Regions from separate parts of the Homo sapiens genome. Here region 1 is linked to region 2. A link is an interaction called in ENCODE POLR2A ChIA-PET data of the cell type or tissue named here. Cell type or tissue: endothelial cell of umbilical vein. All regions are shown on one strand. Links, peaks and the distances in the headings refer to the core of each region. The heading gives the core; the rest is flanking DNA. Region 1 has its middle 24 kb from the start of LINC02530. Region 2 overlaps EDN1 (endothelin 1).

Region 1 (5,385 bases), core at 195-5,194, 310 kb after region 2:
CCCATTAAGTTAATGATGAGAATCCTCATAGCTCCAGCCTTACCTGATGAGTTTCACTAACACAATCACGAAAGCTCTGGTAGAATTTCAGAGGGATTTTCATTGAATTAGGTCTACCATTTTCAGAGATACTTTTGGCTACTTGGTCTTAGCATAAGGGAAATTTCTCTTTATTTTGCCAACAAAATTATAGACCTCTTTCACTTAAATCTTCCATTTATATCAAGCTACACTGGGATCATGTGTTACATATGAAAGTCTACTTCTTACTAGGATATGACAAACAGTATTTGACATCCACTCTTCTTTCTGAGCCTGTTCCACTTATAGCTGTTCTGAAGAATATATTTCATTTCAGGAACCAAACACAGTGCTGTTACATAAAGTCTGATTGATAGGAGTTAAGGTGGGCAGAAGTTATCAAAATCTGAAAATTAAGTGTTTCAAAGGGAAGGAATGCATTATCATTAGAGCAGTGGGAAGATAGAATTGCCTGTGCTCACTGGATGATTGGTGGGGAGCGTCAGCTTCCACTGCAGATCCCAAGCACTGAGCCAGCCTAGCTTCCTGAGAACTGCTGACCTCAAAATGCAGGAATGATGTTGCCAGACGAGGGTCCCTTCAGCAATCGATGGGCTCACACTGAAGTCTTGTTTGCTCGTCTCCCTGTGTGTCTCACTAGACTAGAATACTAAAACTCATGAAGAAACGGCCTCAGCGACTTGGAGCCAAAATGAGCACAGGGAATAAAAAAGAGAAATTAAAAATATCAGCCTCACTGTGACAGCCAGTCTAACATCTCCCTCCCTGCTCATCTCTCCCTTTCCCTCCCTACTGATTATCTCAAAATTCTTATGCTTCCTTATTCTCTGTCCCTGTCATACGCAGACACATGCACTCACATGTTTATCCCTCCTCTTTCTTTTCTGCAAGAAATATATGCCACAGAATCACTCTTCTGGTAGTAAAACAACCATTGGGTTTGGTTAAAACCCACAGCTGTAAAGTTTACCCATCCCCATTCAATTTCCCAATTGATTGCCAATCTTCTTCATCATTTCCTACATGGATATTGGGCTTTAAATGCTACAGCATCATACAAAGGAGCTGTAAATACAGCAAACATAACATTTATCTTTACCTTTACAATCCTGAATATTTTCATTTAAATAGTCTCATTTATTAAGTTTAGCCTTTCTCTGTTCTGATCATTAAGTACTTGGTTACCAGAAGGAAAACTGGATTTTGGATGAATAATTTATTCTGATAGTGTTAGTTTTGTTGTGTCCCTGAATGTTCGTGATATAGTTAATGAAGATGGGTCACTAAACCTATGTCACTGATGAGAAAAAAATTCCTACATGATAAACAGCAATGGAACCTGCATGCAGGTATGAGTATATATGTGTATATGCATATGTACACACACACACACACACACAGAGACACACACACAGAGGAATAAATATATGAACATACTGCAGAGATACTGAAGCCAGGAACAAGAATCTTGACTTAAATATTAGACAAAGAAAAGCTCCTTTTGTGAAAAAAACCATCTTAAAATATAAATTTTCAGTGCAGAACTTCAGTTACCAATTGTTAGTCTTCATAGTAAGCCTGATGATAATAAAATGTCTATTTTTTGTTTTTTAGAGACAGAGTCTCACTCCATCATCCAGACTGGAGTACAGTGGCACAATCATAGCTCACTGTAACCTCAAACTCCTGGGCTCAAGCTGTCTGCCTCAGCCTCCCGAGTAGTTTGGGTCACAGGCACGTGAGACACACCCAGCTAATTTTTTACTTTTTACTTTTTTTTTCCATAGAGATGAGTCTCATTATGTTGCCCAGGCTGGTCTCAAACTCCTGGCCTCAAACCATCCTCCTGTCAAAACACTTGGATTACAGGCATGAATCACCGCACCTGGCCAATAAAATGTCTATGCTTGTTGGAAAAAAAAAAACAAAACTCTGTTTATTGACACTCGCTGTATTATGTAAAGAAGGCTGAGAAGCCTTTTGCACACTGTTTTATGAAAATAACAGACAATACCCATCAGTTGTGGCGTGACTATATTGATGCGCTCTTGGTAAGGTGCTAAGAACAATCCTTTCTGTAAAAGGATGAAAAACAAAACCCTTGAGCAGTAAAAGATGACACATTCCACAAATGTTAGCTAATTTCCTGCAACAGAGCATAATGAAAGTGCATGTAGACAGGGTGTGCTTTATCTGCAAAAAGAGGAACAAAAAAAGAAACAAAAGCATCATCATATCTTTTGGTATCCAGAAATAAAATCCACTCAGTTAAATGGTGATTATGAGCAACTTTGAAAAGATTGTCAATATCGAATGCTATTTTTAAACAACAAAAGTTTCTCTTCATACCTCTAGCAGTCTTACATTTTAAAGAAACAGGCTCAAAATAGCACAACACATATTTCTAGGTTTCGATCATTAAAATTCTTCATCTGTGGACTACTAGCCATAAATAATCAACTTGAGAAAATAAACCAAACTTGATGGCTTTCTTGTTTCTTCTTACCATTTCTGGATCTTTGAACTTTCCCTTCCACTTTCTCAACCAAAGATAGCCTAAACAAAGAAAGCCAAAGCCAGCTTTTGCCCAATCTTTCCGATTGTCCTGCATAAATCAAACTAGAAGTGACCATATTCCTTGTTTCACTGAAAAGGGACTTAGTGTCATAGCTAAACCTTTCACTGGAGAAGAGAAATGGGGTTGGACAGAAAGACTAATTATAAACCTGCCAGTCAAGGTTTACCATAGAGAAACAACAGGAAATATCTATGAAGCTGTTCACAGCTTGTCAAGATGACCAATGGAAGACCACATATATGACTTACCTTGACAATAGCTTAAACTCTGGAATTTCCTTCCACTGTAGTAAGTTTTATGGTGCCCTTGAACCAGGGAAGCAGTGTGCTGTGCCGGGGGGCGGGGGTGGTTGGGGGAACTCAGGCTTTGCTGATAAACAAACCTAGGTTTGAATCCTCCAAAGTCTACTTACCAGGTGGATGGTTTCTACAATTTTTTAATGAGTCTGAACTTCTTCATTGTAAAATGAGTATAAAATCTCATTTGCAATACAATACCTAATTGTATTGTGTGAGGAACTAGAGATAATATGCAAAAAAGTACCTACAGCACATCTTTAAACATTATAAAGGGCGTTACAGGAGTTGAGCTTTGTTAAGTCTTTGTGAAGGTAGAGCTGTCCTAAACTGAAGTCACTCTACCATAGTCTGTCTCATCTCAGATATGTTTTTGAAAGGCCCTTTCATAAGAGGTTCTGTAAAAAGTAGTGCTCATGGGGAAAGTATTATTCTGAAATCATCCTGCTTAAAATCAACTTTCTGAACTGCCATGCAGTCTTGGCAAATACGAATTTCCATCACCCCTTTGCTACATGCCAAGTTGGAATATTGAGAATGCTGTCTATTATTCAATCTAAGTAAAGTACATTACTTTTAATTGGAGGTTGTTTCACTGCCTTTTTGAATTAGGAGACTAATCATTCATCAGAAACACACAATTAAGGATTTTTGTGTTAATTTGGCATTATTGCCATTGATCCAAAAGTGTTGTTATCTTTTAAGCAAGAGCTGAAGTGAGTTCCTCCCATATGTTTTGGCAGAATTGGTGCATCTGTAAGATTCAGCGCTAAGCCCTCCATGCCTTGGCATAGCAGCTGCACAGATCAGTGCTCCGGGGCTTGTTCCAAGCACATCACCTCATAGATTTGCAACAATAAATCAGAAATTTCAAATCTACTGAACAAAGTTTCCTACCGGATCTGTAAGTTGATTTACTTTTGCAAACATCTATAAAGCATCTTTTCATGTAAGTCACTGTATAAATATTATTAACTTTTCAGCTATCTTGCCCAGAGCCCAAACAAGCTGCAGAAAATATTTTATTTTACCTCAAAAAGCATTTTATGCTGGATAAAGAGAATACATACAAAGTTTCAAAGCTTCAAAGAGAGAAAAAATATTTCAGAAACCTACCAGTATTTACTATGGTTTGATTAGAAGTAAATCTTAGATAGGCAAAGATTTCTTCAACTGCACAGTAAAAGCACCCCCAAAAGAAAAAAGTTGATAAATTAGACTTTATCAAAACTAAAAATGTCTGATTATCAAAAGAGTCCATTAAGAAAATAAATAGACATACCAGAGAATCAGAGAAAATGTTCGTAATACATATCCGAAGATGGACACATACCCAGAGCATATTTAAAAATCGCTACAAGTCTCCAACTTTAAAAGTGCAATAAATATTAGCAAAAGTTTTGAATAGACACATTCCACAAGAAGATATACAAGTAGCCAATAACCACATGAAAGAGTTTTCAGCATCATTAGTCATCCACAAAATGCAATTTATTTATTTATTGAGACAGGGCCTTGCTCTCTCTCCTAGGCTGGAGTACAGTGGTGCAATCTCAGCTCACTGAAGCCTTGACCTCCCTGGCTCAAGCAATCCTCCCATCTCAGCCTCCCAAGTAGCTGGGACTGCAGGTGCACACCACCATGCCCAGCTAATTTTTGTATTTTTTGCAGAGACTGGGTTTTGCTATGTTACCCAGGCTGGTCTCGAACTCCTGGGCTCAAGCAATCCACCCACCTCAGCCTTCCAAAGTGCTGGGATTACAGGAGTGAGCCGGCGTGCCCGGCCAGTAAAATGCAATTTAAAATAAATAAAATACCATTTATACTCACTAGAACGGCAAAAATTGAAAGCAATGACAACACCAAGTGTCAGCAAGGACATGCAGCATCTGGAGCTCTTGGACCTTGCTGGTGGTGATGTCATACAGTAAACCACTATGGAGAACTATTTGACTTCCAGCAATTCCTCTCCTACCTATTTACAAAAGAGGAATGATAATCCATGTCCACAACAAGAAATTGACTTGTACAAGCATATTCATAGCAGTTTTATTTATAATAGTCCCAAACTAAAAGTAGCTCCAGTGTCCCTTAACAGGAAAATAGTACACACATTGTGGTATTTTCCCATAATGGAACACTCTTTAGTAATAAAAAGAAAAGCACTGCTGACACACATGACCACCTGGATGCATCTCAAAAGCATCACGCTGAATGGGAGAAGCCGGGTACAAAAGGCTAGAGGGTATGACTCCACTTCTGTGAAATCCAAATTCAGACAAAACAAATGTATGGTTCTAAAAATCAGCTAGTGTTGAGAACGTGGCTGGAAAGAAGCACAGAGAGATTTTTAGGGGGGATGGAGATGCTCTTATCTTGCTTTGGATGGAGGTTACAAGGGTGTATACGAATGTTAAGTCTCAATGACTGAAAGGGCTCCACTTCTGCTAATAGCCAAGTAGCTCCTAC
Region 2 (5,385 bases), core at 313-5,312:
CTTCTTTTCTTTTTCTCTCTTTTCAACTAAGTCACCGTCAATTTATTAAGATGGCCATAACTATTCAAAACCTATGCTGAGTTCCTCAAGGCAGGGTCACATAGTGATGAAGGTTGGGATGGGGCTACGGAAGAAACCAGAACAACTCTAGTTTATTTAAAACCTGTATTTACTGCCCACTTCCCCTTAGACTTGACCATATGACCCCTCGCTCCCATTCTAAGCATAGGGGCAGGCTTTATTTTTACAATGGTAATAGATATCACTTGAGGTTTTATCAAAGAGTTGCGGCGGGTGGTGAAAGTTCACAACCAGATTCAGGTTTTGTTTGTGCCAGATTCTAATTTTACATGTTTCTTTTGCCAAAGGGTGATTTTTTTAAAATAACATTTGTTTTCTCTTATCTTGCTTTATTAGGTCGGAGACCATGAGAAACAGCGTCAAATCATCTTTTCATGATCCCAAGCTGAAAGGCAAGCCCTCCAGAGAGCGTTATGTGACCCACAACCGAGCACATTGGTGACAGACCTTCGGGGCCTGTCTGAAGCCATAGCCTCCACGGAGAGCCCTGTGGCCGACTCTGCACTCTCCACCCTGGCTGGGATCAGAGCAGGAGCATCCTCTGCTGGTTCCTGACTGGCAAAGGACCAGCGTCCTCGTTCAAAACATTCCAAGAAAGGTTAAGGAGTTCCCCCAACCATCTTCACTGGCTTCCATCAGTGGTAACTGCTTTGGTCTCTTCTTTCATCTGGGGATGACAATGGACCTCTCAGCAGAAACACACAGTCACATTCGAATTCGGGTGGCATCCTCCGGAGAGAGAGAGAGGAAGGAGATTCCACACAGGGGTGGAGTTTCTGACGAAGGTCCTAAGGGAGTGTTTGTGTCTGACTCAGGCGCCTGGCACATTTCAGGGAGAAACTCCAAAGTCCACACAAAGATTTTCTAAGGAATGCACAAATTGAAAACACACTCAAAAGACAAACATGCAAGTAAAGAAAAAAAAAAGAAAGACTTTTGTTTAAATTTGTAAAATGCAAAACTGAATGAAACTGTTACTACCATAAATCAGGATATGTTTCATGAATATGAGTCTACCTCACCTATATTGCACTCTGGCAGAAGTATTTCCCACATTTAATTATTGCCTCCCCAAACTCTTCCCACCCCTGCTGCCCCTTCCTCCATCCCCCATACTAAATCCTAGCCTCGTAGAAGTCTGGTCTAATGTGTCAGCAGTAGATATAATATTTTCATGGTAATCTACTAGCTCTGATCCATAAGAAAAAAAAGATCATTAAATCAGGAGATTCCCTGTCCTTGATTTTTGGAGACACAATGGTATAGGGTTGTTTATGAAATATATTGAAAAGTAAGTGTTTGTTACGCTTTAAAGCAGTAAAATTATTTTCCTTTATATAACCGGCTAATGAAAGAGGTTGGATTGAATTTTGATGTACTTATTTTTTTATAGATATTTATATTCAAACAATTTATTCCTTATATTTACCATGTTAAATATCTGTTTGGGCAGGCCATATTGGTCTATGTATTTTTAAAATATGTATTTCTAAATGAAATTGAGAACATGCTTTGTTTTGCCTGTCAAGGTAATGACTTTAGAAAATAAATATTTTTTTCCTTACTGTACTGATTTGGAATCATTACTGAAATTTGTAAGGAGTGGGCCAACGTGATTAAGTACCATAAAGGCAAATAAATGGTTAAAGACGGTTTCATAGAAAAGTGACAATTAGAAGGATATTACGGTCTAAGCTAATTATATAAAGAATTTTATCTGTATCTTAAATGTTGATTTTATACTGCATTGAGGTAAAAACACAAAACAAAAAAGCAGCTTTAACACCTCTGTCTTCTCTTGGGTAGCAGCCTCCTGCTTCTCCTTCACCTGAAAAATTCTCCAGGGACTTCATCCATTAACTTGGCTCAGGCTATTAGGCAGGATTCAACAGTTTAAGCTGATGGTGTGGTGAGAGATGCTTTATCCATATTAATGGACTGAAGGAAGTAATGGCAAGACAACCCCCCAAAACATACCTAATTATACAAAGTTATATACCAAAGTTGCTTTTAGAAAATGGCCTGCTCAGAGCAAGTAGAGGTTTCCAATGGCTTTTTATTTTCTCACATTAAGGATGTTGTTTCTTAAGGAACATTGAGTACCATTGCTTCTTCGTGATAGCCTAGGACTGGCCGTGTGCCCATGGAGGTAGAGACACCAGGTACTGATTCTAGGTCCTCTGCCACAAAGCACCACTTCCTCTCCACTTTGCCTTGGCTGGCCTTGTCAGCTCACTGGAGAGCACAGTATTGCAATTGCAGTATTGCAAATGGTCACTACTAACTGAATTCTCTAAGAGCTTGATTAGCCCTCGAGAATCTTCCTTGCCCTTCTCTAATAGTGTCTGAAGGAATTCCTGGCATTTAACAAATATTAGCATGTAGTGATCACTGTCGTCCTAACAGTGACACATCAGAAGGATTTCAAATAACAGTCTTCAGGCATGCGTAATCAATGTCCTGTGCAGAGTCTCCGTCCTCATTGATCCTCATTTTTCTCTTTAAGGCACAGTCCAATGTCTTTGGGGAATTGTTTATAAAGCTTACTTTATCCATAAACTGTTTCTCAGTGCGTGACTCTGAAGAAAATTTTGAAGTTTTGCCCATGTTGACAAGGTGCTTGGTCTGAACTTGGCCAGTATTTAATCTTGAGCAAACGATTCAATTTCCTTCTATCGTGAGTTTTCTCATCTATGAAACAAGGGAGTTGAGGGGAGTTTCTTTCATACCTCTGAGAAAGAGTTTGAGATTACATAAAGAAGTTGAAGTGGCATGAAAAAAAATAAAGATCTGAGCTTAGAAGACATGGATCTAATACATTTAAGAGGAAGTCAGAATCAGAGAAGCCACTGAACAAAACAGTCCAAAGGACAGCATAGTAAGTCAGATTGATGAGTTTTGGTTGGGTTTTTCATCAGTCAAACCCTTGAGCCCCCCTTTCCCATGCTTCCTGCTTCAGTATCCAGTAGGAAAAATGAAAGGGATGATGTAGACACTCTAGGGCATGAGGATTTGCAGTAAATAAGTTGGGAGACTCACAGAAAATTAATATTTTTCAAACATGAAGACGAAACATTCAATTATATTACAGTCCACATCAGCTTGAAGGGTAAACTGATGGGATGGTCTGTCACATTTCTTGCTCTGTTTCCAGTAAAAGCATGGTTTCTGGAAACCCACTTAGGACAGCTTTCTCTCTTTACACTGATAGCCCAGGCAAGCTTTGATCTCAGAACTCCAGAAACCAGAGAACTCTAGGTGGAATGTGGTAACTTTTGCCAGGGCAGAGGGAACACCTACTAATAGGTACTTCATTTGCACCACCAGAGATTGGCATCTTTTTTGATGGATCCACTGGCTTTGATACTGCCTGTACTCCCCCAAAACACAGCTTGGGTATTGGACTAATCTAGAGCTCCCTCAGGAGAACTCTTGCTGACATTAAGAAAGAGCAACATTTTGTCTTTCCAGGTGAAAATCCAAGGCCCAAAAAGGGAGGTGACTCACCTAAGATCACAGAAGGAGCTGTAGCATCTCTGGAGCCTGAACACTTAAGTTAAGCACGACTATTTCAGCCAGAGGGCCCCTGGAGGTCTGCAGAAACAGATGCCCAGGCAAACCTTGCTAGAAGGCTCTGGGTACTAAAGCCAAAATCAGTCTTTCTGAAAGCTTTGCCTCCCAGCCTTGTAGACAGTGCTAGCAGACCCATCCCCTCAAGAGGAAAGAGAAGAAATGCAGGGGAAGAAAAAAGGACTATAAGGAGGCTATCTCATGGCATCGTTAAGTAAATGTCTATAGGATAAAATAGAATATAACCAAGAATTTTTAATTATTATTTTTAGACTTTACTCACCAAAGAATCTATCTGAGTGAAGGGGGAAATCTCTCGGTCAGTTCTCTTTTTTTTTTTTTTTTTTTTTTTTTTTGAGATGGAGTTTTGCTCTTGTTGCCTAGGCAGGAGTGCAATGGCGCTATCTCAGCTCACCACAACCTCTGCCTCCTGGGTTCAAGCGATTCTCCTGCCTCAGCCTCCTCAGTAGCTGAGATTACAGGCATGTGCCACCATGCCCGGCTAATTTTGTATTTTTAGTAGAGACGGGGCTTCTCCGTGTTGGTCAGGCTGGTCTCGAACTCCTGACCTCAGGTGATCCGCCCACCTTGGCCTCCCAAAGTCCTGTGATTACAGGCGTGAGCCACTGTGCCTGGCCCGGTCAGTTCTCTTTTACTCTACAATGCAAGGCAGTGGTCTGCTTTTTTTTTTCCCCCTCTCTGTTTCTAAGGTCTTGAAAATGCCTGTTTTCACATTTAAGTTCTCAATGTGTAAAACACTGCTTTCAAGCTTATGTTCTTAATAGAGTCCCTTCTGCATTGGCTTTATCTCACCTTTATACTCACAGTTCCTGGGGACTTTGGGTCTGGAGCTCAGAATTTATCTACTGCAAGTGAATGTTACACATTTCACAGTAACCTCTCATCTTTGTAGATAATTTGGTTTCCTGTAGCTTTTCACATCCTTTCTCTCATTCGACCCCTACCCTCACACAACAATCCTTTCGGGAAGCTGGAACCATATCATGTATCCATCAGCCAACCAAGGAAAGAGACATATCGAGAGGGTGAGTGACTCATCCAGAGTCCAACATCAGGCAAATAGCAAGACCAGAACCCGGGACCCCTGACCCTTTCTTCTTAAACTCCTCCAGAGCCAAGGGGATACACTGGACCTGCAACTTGGACTAACGTAGATTATTTCCAGCTTGTGAGTGAACTGTGAGTGGAATGAACTTGTTCTTATTCTCTTAGGAAGATCAAAGCTCCGTATGTACCCTGAGCCCTAGTTTTGAACGTCTCTGTCGTATGATTATTTGTTTACTGCATCATTCTTGTTATGACAATGCATGGTTGGCAGAAAACTTGCTGGCATTTACAAAGCTTGCCTCAAATCTGGTGCCATGAAGCCATGACAACTTCATTGACAACTACTGGCCACAGAGCCAATACATCGGAGGAAATAGAGTGATGAATGTGATGGCAGCGGCCATCAAATTTCCTCAAATCTTGGGCAGTAATCAGAGAGAGAGCTAGGGCTGGTGCCACTAGGTAGTAAAAAGAGAAGGGCTTCGGCCTTGGAGACAATGAATGATGGAAATGTTGGGTCCCAGGGATGACAGGCTGCCCGTAGCTCAGAAAGGCAGCACATCGGGAGTCCGGCATGCAGTTTTGCCCGTTTAGAGTTTTCTGGGTTTCTGCATCCTATTGTTATTTTTCACATTCCGAGTCATTCCAGTCCCCTTCTGTGTAAGT

The links. ChIA-PET counts read pairs that join two places held together with the same protein. Peaks named below come from ENCODE experiments on the same cell type or tissue, not always from the same donor. Only the 100,000 strongest peaks of a DNase experiment are listed, where the experiment ranks them.
Region 1: POLR2A ChIA-PET joins it to region 2 with 10 read pairs; 11 of 35 experiments call an interaction of 5 or more read pairs at or near these places.

What each region holds. Positions count from the first base shown.
Region 1 is chr6:12,606,272-12,611,656 of GRCh38, forward strand. No RefSeq gene overlaps it. Among named protein-coding and RNA genes, the nearest start is that of LINC02530, 24 kb to the left of the region's middle. RefSeq lists an enhancer at 2,219-2,338. In endothelial cell of umbilical vein, for the core only: no CTCF peak of the experiment used is centred there; a DNase peak (open chromatin) is centred at 2,130; H3K27ac peaks cover 1,384 bases.
Region 2 is chr6:12,295,545-12,300,929 of GRCh38, forward strand. It overlaps EDN1 (endothelin 1), which reads left to right. Exons shown (of 5, transcript NM_001955.5): 5 at 418-1,650. The coding sequence ends at 523. Among named protein-coding and RNA genes, the nearest start is that of EDN1, 7.9 kb to the left of the region's middle. In endothelial cell of umbilical vein, for the core only: no CTCF peak of the experiment used is centred there; DNase peaks (open chromatin) are centred at 2,237, 2,787, 3,727, 4,457 and 1 weaker place; H3K4me3 peaks cover 1,106 bases; H3K27ac peaks cover 3,357 bases.